Regions from separate parts of the Homo sapiens genome. Here region 1 is linked to region 2. Evidence: chromatin contacts called from ENCODE Hi-C or POLR2A ChIA-PET data. All regions are on one chromosome and are shown on one strand. Each heading gives the region's core, a stretch centred on a gene start or an enhancer-like site at or near the end of the contact. The rest is flanking DNA. Distances are from core to core; before and after follow the strand shown. Region 1 overlaps INPP1 (inositol polyphosphate-1-phosphatase). Region 2 holds the start of AKAP19 (A-kinase anchoring protein 19).

What was found. Hi-C counts contacts between places; a loop is a spot of excess contacts on that map. ChIA-PET counts read pairs that join two places held with the same protein, here RNA polymerase II (POLR2A). Pooled maps may share reads with other maps.
Region 1: a map with no recorded cell type shows a loop between it and region 2 (6-fold over the local background). The contact joins the enhancer-like site here to the promoter of AKAP19 in region 2. A Hi-C loop is called at or near these places in 2 of 168 maps with a recorded cell type or tissue (GM12878 and psoas muscle), 21 of 37 single-sample maps with no recorded cell type and 14 of 50 pooled maps. POLR2A ChIA-PET finds 5 or more read pairs at or near these places in 1 of 52 experiments (HepG2).

What each region holds. Positions count from the first base shown.
Region 1 is chr2:190,358,643-190,361,342 of GRCh38, forward strand. INPP1 (inositol polyphosphate-1-phosphatase) reads left to right here. Exons shown (of 7, transcript NM_001128928.2): 3 at 1,397-1,664. The coding sequence starts at 1,461. Among named protein-coding and RNA genes, the nearest start is that of INPP1, 16 kb to the left of the region's middle. RefSeq lists an enhancer at 1,295-1,674. Within about 2 kb of position 1,334, at least 26 of the 41 ENCODE cell types and tissues checked have a DNase peak (open chromatin) inside an H3K27ac peak, as active enhancers do; they include GM12878 and psoas muscle, where a contact is called at or near this core.
Region 2 is chr2:190,179,511-190,182,210 of GRCh38, forward strand. It overlaps AKAP19 (A-kinase anchoring protein 19), which reads left to right and starts at 1,353. Exons shown (of 2, transcript NM_001042519.2): 1 at 1,353-1,599. RefSeq lists silencers at 709-808, 1,079-1,528 and an enhancer at 1,307-2,106.

The DNA.
Region 1 (2,700 bases), core at 84-2,583, 180 kb after region 2:
TTGCTATACTTCAGCTTAACTATAAAACAGGGTTGATAATACAATAATTCTCATGAGATAGGAATTTTTCAAGCTTTTCCAGTAAGAGGTAGCTATTATTAAAAATGAGAACTGTTTCTCTCCTAATTGCAGGAAAGCCCCAACAGATATAATCAAGGTATGATAGCATAACACTCTTAGAAGCCAGAACTTTTCAAGTCTCAACAAGTTGCATGTTTCACCTCATTATTCAACCGTTTACTGGGTAAAGGAGCAGCATAGATAGTGGGACTTTTTTTTAACGGGGTGTGAGGAAGTTGGCAATGAGATGGCTTGTGCTACTAGCCTAAGAATGACCTCAGGGCCTTGCAGGACACACAGTGCTTGCTGGTCTGAGGCTGGGCGCAGTGGCTCACACCTGTAGTCCCAGCACTTTGGGAGGCCGAGGTAGGAGGATCACTTGAGCGCAAGAGTTTGAGATTAGCCTGGTCAACATGGTAAAACTCCATCTCCACAAAAAATACAAAAATTAGCCTGGCGTGGTGGCATGCATCTGTAGTCCCAGCTACTCAGGAGGCTGAGGTGGGAAAATGACTTGAGCCCAGGAGGTCAAGGCTGCAATGAGCTGTGTTCACACCACTGCACTCCAGCCTGGGTGACAGAGTGAGACCCTGTCTCAAAAACAAAAACAGCAAAAAAGGTGCTAGCTGGTCTGGTACTTAGTACTTTAGAAAAGTTGCCCTGGATAACACGGTGAAACCCTGTCTCTACTAAAAATACAAAAAATTAGCCAGGCATGGTGGTGGGCGCCTGTAGTCCCACCTACTCGGGAGGCTGAGGCAGGAGGATGGCGTGAACCCGGGAGGTGGAGCTTGCAGTGAGCGGAGATCGCACAGCTGCACTCTAGCCTGGGTGACACAGTGAGACTCCGTCTCAAAAAAAAAAAAAAAAGAAAGAAAAAAGAAAGTTGCCCTGGAACTGACAGCATAAGTCCTCATCCATTTCTTCTCCCTTCTTCCCACAGGGTGAAAGAAAGCACTACTTCAATATTGCTGCTAAGCATATGATCATTCTAAGGTCATTACAAGAATTTGACTTGCCTTTAGCATTGTGCTTGTGTGTCCATCTGCCTGTCTCTCTAGGGATTTAGATTTTCATTCAAAGATTTTTCTGTCACTGAGAATTTAATTCTTGGTATATTTTTGAGAGTGTAAATTTTTTTTCAAGATTTAAAACAATAAGCTTCAAATGTTAGATTGTATCTAGAGTCTTCCACACTGAGGATGTGAATATGATATAGACTAGCTGTTCACCAGGCTGACCAGGTTGACTGCCAAATGGGTTGTTAGTAGTGCCAGAGGCACCCTGACATCACTCTCTGAACTGCTTTCTCTTTCACATTCTTGTATTTTTCCAGCTGACGGCCCAGAGGGTGGGTGCCAATTCCACCAGCAGCTGCAACTGAAAAGCAAGGTTCAGAAATGTCAGATATCCTCCGGGAGCTGCTCTGTGTCTCTGAGAAGGCTGCTAACATTGCCCGGGCGTGCAGACAGCAGGAAGCCCTCTTCCAGCTGCTGATCGAAGAAAAGAAAGAGGGAGAAAAGAACAAGAAGTTTGCAGTTGACTTCAAGACGCTGGCTGATGTACTGGTACAGGAAGTTATAAAACAGAATATGGAGAACAAGGTAAGAAAGGTCATAGCCAAGGTAACTGCAAAATAGTTGCATCTGTGGCTTTCTCCATCATAGAATAGCATGCCTTTTGCTCCTCACCCCTATCAGTATACTAGCACCTTGATTTCAAGTAAACATCTTGGATTTTCTTCCTCCTTGTCATGATTACAGTATTGATAAAATGTTCATTGCAGGAAATCTTTAAAATACAGAAAATGAAATAAGAAAATAAAAATCACTCACAATTCTAATACCTAGAAATAAACACTTCAGTATAGAACCTTCCACTTACTAATGAATTTCTTCTTAATAAATAATACATGTTTTCTGGAAAATAAGCAAAAATAAGAACCCTCTTAGTCCCACCACTGGAGAAAACCACAGCTATGCTTTGATAAATATTATAACATTTTCCTTCTATGTGTATGTGTGTACATGACACATACAATGTATTGCAACAGAAATAAGAGCACACTGCTTTGTAACCTGTTTTTTTTTTAACTTGATATGTTAAGTCCTACCTTGTGGATCTCATCATTTATCTAGTGGTTTCTTCAGTTATGAGATTGTAGCTGGAGACTTAAAGTCTCCTTTATTCTAGTAGAAAAATACTGTTCTTTGTTATAAACACACAAAGATGTTTATATGTTAATATAACAATGATTACGACTCTTTCTGGAGCTGACTAGAGAAACCGTATTAATAAGTAGAAATAATAATACTAGCAGCACTTATAAATGCTATGTGCCAGCCACTATTCTAAAGTCGTCGTTAAATATATTAACTTATTTAGCTCTTATAACAATTTGATGAAGAACTACTATTACAATGCAATGGGTGAAAAAAGGGAGGCACAGAGAGGTTAAGTAACTTGCCTAAGGTTGCACATCAAGTAAATGGTAGGGCCAGTTTTTGAACACAGGCAGACTGGCTCCAGAGTCTGTGTTCTTTGCAATATTATATTGCCTTTTATATGATAATCTAACCATTACATTTGGGAGAATAGAACTTTATGGCAGAAAGCATTATAAAATATTGAAATAATTTC
Region 2 (2,700 bases), core at 103-2,602:
ATACTAGCATGAAGAAAAATTACATTTCTGGGCCACTGGGTTTGTATATAACCTTAGCTAATTTAAGCCTGGATAAAAATAAGAATGCTTGATTCATTTAAAATCTGAGATTCTGGGATAGATTTTTGTGTAACTTAAACTTCTCAACTCTTCTGCAATCTAGGTTTATTTTTTACTATAATGTACCTTCAAAGAGCTAAGTCTCAGTTTATAGATTGTTAGTTTTTTAAGTTCCACTCTCTTTCGTTGTACTGCTGAACTCTGGGCCTCTGTGTCCTCATCTGTAATGTGGAGTCAAAATTATCACTAAGGTCCCTTCAAGCATGAATTTCGCATTGACTAATCCGTTGTAGAACACAAGGAAAATAATGGTTCTTTTGTAGTTCTCTTGGGACTTTTACTATTGCTAGAAATCATGCTGGGCAGATGCAGGCATCACATGGACTGTGCGGGGAAGTGTAACTCAATAATGGCCATGTTTTGAGGCAGTGGTATTCAATGCTTTAAAGAGTGAGAAAATGGCCTTTAGAGATACTTTGTTTGAAAGAGAAACACGCTTGGAAAATGTTCTTGAGTATTTCTGTATGGAAAAGTATAAAATGGATATGTCCTTTAAATGTTTAAGTACTTCCAACACTTTTGCTCTGCATACTCATGGTGCAAACGAGGTGGGAAGGGCGGAATCCCTGGCCTAGCTCTGCGAGAGTGGGGTTTCAGGTCAAAGCAGGTCTGGCAGCTCTGCCCGGCCCAAGCGCAGAACCCTTAGCTGGGAAGGCCGCGGCCAGGCTGCGGGGCCCCCTGCAGGCGGGCTCAGTGCCCCGGCCCAGCACCTGTTGTCCCAAGGCAGGCCCCGCGGGGGAGAGGCCTTGGAGGGCAGCGCCCCCTCTCACCAGGGCGGAGCTCAGGAGAGTTCGCAGCCCAGGGGGCCGAGACCAGGGGCAGGGCCAGCGAAATGCCTCGCTGGCTCTTACTTTCATTGACCTCTGCGATGCCTCGCTGGCTTCTGCTTTCATTGACCTTTGCGGGTCTGTTCCCGCTGCGGCGCCGGCAGCTGCTTGGTAGTTGCGGGGGGCGTGAGGGCGGTGGCCCAGACCAACCGGCTGGCAGCCCAGCTCCGCTCCGCCCGCCCCTGCCTCGGACCCTGCGCCTGAGGAAGTATCGAGGCAACCCTCTGCCACCCGAAGTTCGTGGGTCGCTCCCAGAGGGCGCGCCCTGGAGCCGAGCGCCCTTGGGCGGCCATCTGGAGGCCAGGTGCGGGCCGCGAACCCGCGAGGAGCGCGCGGCGGGCGCGGCGGCGACGGCAGGAGGAGGGGCCGGGAGCCCGGGCGCCGCCGAAGGACGCCCCGTCCTCCACATGCTGCCACTTGGCTGAGCCGGGCGCCGGCGAGAAGGCGGCGCCGCTGCCCTGGCAGCTGGACTGCACTTTGCCCCCGCCCGGCCTCAGCTGCCGCCCGCCCAGACGCCAGCAAGCCCCCCTCCCACGACAGGGCTGCTCCGGGAGCTTCGGAGACCCGCCCCGGGCCTGAGCGCAGGCTGCCTCCGGGACCCCACGGCTGTCCGGACGTGCCATGGGCGCGCAGCTGCCGGGCAACGTGTTGTGTAAGTGAACATCTGGGAGGTGGGTGACTGGTGAAGGGCGGGTGTCTGTCGGTCTTTGCTTGTCAGCTGTGCCTTTTAGATTTTTCAATGGCAGAAACCCATGAGTTACAGGAGGCTTTAATTAAACGAGACCGTTCTCAGCCAGCTGCCGTGGATAGAGCCTCACATCTCCGTCCCCTAATCGAGAAGAGTTAGCCCCTACCCCTTCAATTTTGTTCTGGGCTTCCCAGTGAAAGGTATCTCATTATGAGTTGCAATTCCACCCTGCTGCCTACCTGAAGAGTGAGTGAAGATTTTCAGGTAAGAGATTTGCCCGTGAACATTGCATTGATATGCCAAGCTGTCAGGCTTGTGCTCTGAATGGCATATCATGAGCAAAGTATTAGCTCTCGTGCTCTTTGGAGCTGTGGGAGGCTGAATATTGAGGTGAAATGATGCAAATAAGAAATTAAGAGGAGTAGACGGGTAAGATCCTTTAGCCATGAGTTAAGGGGTCAAAGAAGCAAAGCGGAACAATTGGAGTTGTCTCTCTTGTCTCTGGTCTGACACCAGCCCTTCCCCTATCCTTTAGGGAATTAGGTTAACATAAAATTGTAAACTAGTAAATGTTCTTATCAAAGACCATCTTTTTAGGATCTAGTGTATGTGGCAGCTCTCTCAGGGAAATTTTTAGATAAGAATTCGGAGGAATAGGGAATCTACTTTTATTATGACAAAGTATAAATCAAACCAAGATCAACAGTTGGCTATTCCTTTTTCCCTTTGGATGAGGCTGTTTTCAAACACCTAACATGGCTATCATAAATAGATGGCAAATAACATTATTTAGGCATTCTGCTTTCAAGCAGAATGGTCTGGAAGAATAATTTCAGTTTTTAATTTTGTTTTGCCATTAAACAAAAATTATAATCATTACTTATTTAGGTCCACACAATGTTGTAACAAAAGGATGCTTTAAAATTGTAGACCAACCTCCAATCCATTTTATTATCTCCTCTGTAGCACTCCTGACAGGCCAGCCACATTTTGATTGAACACTTCAGTGACAGGAAGCTCATTACATTTTGACGGGTTCCTCCTTTTCTGTTGTTAGCAAGGCCT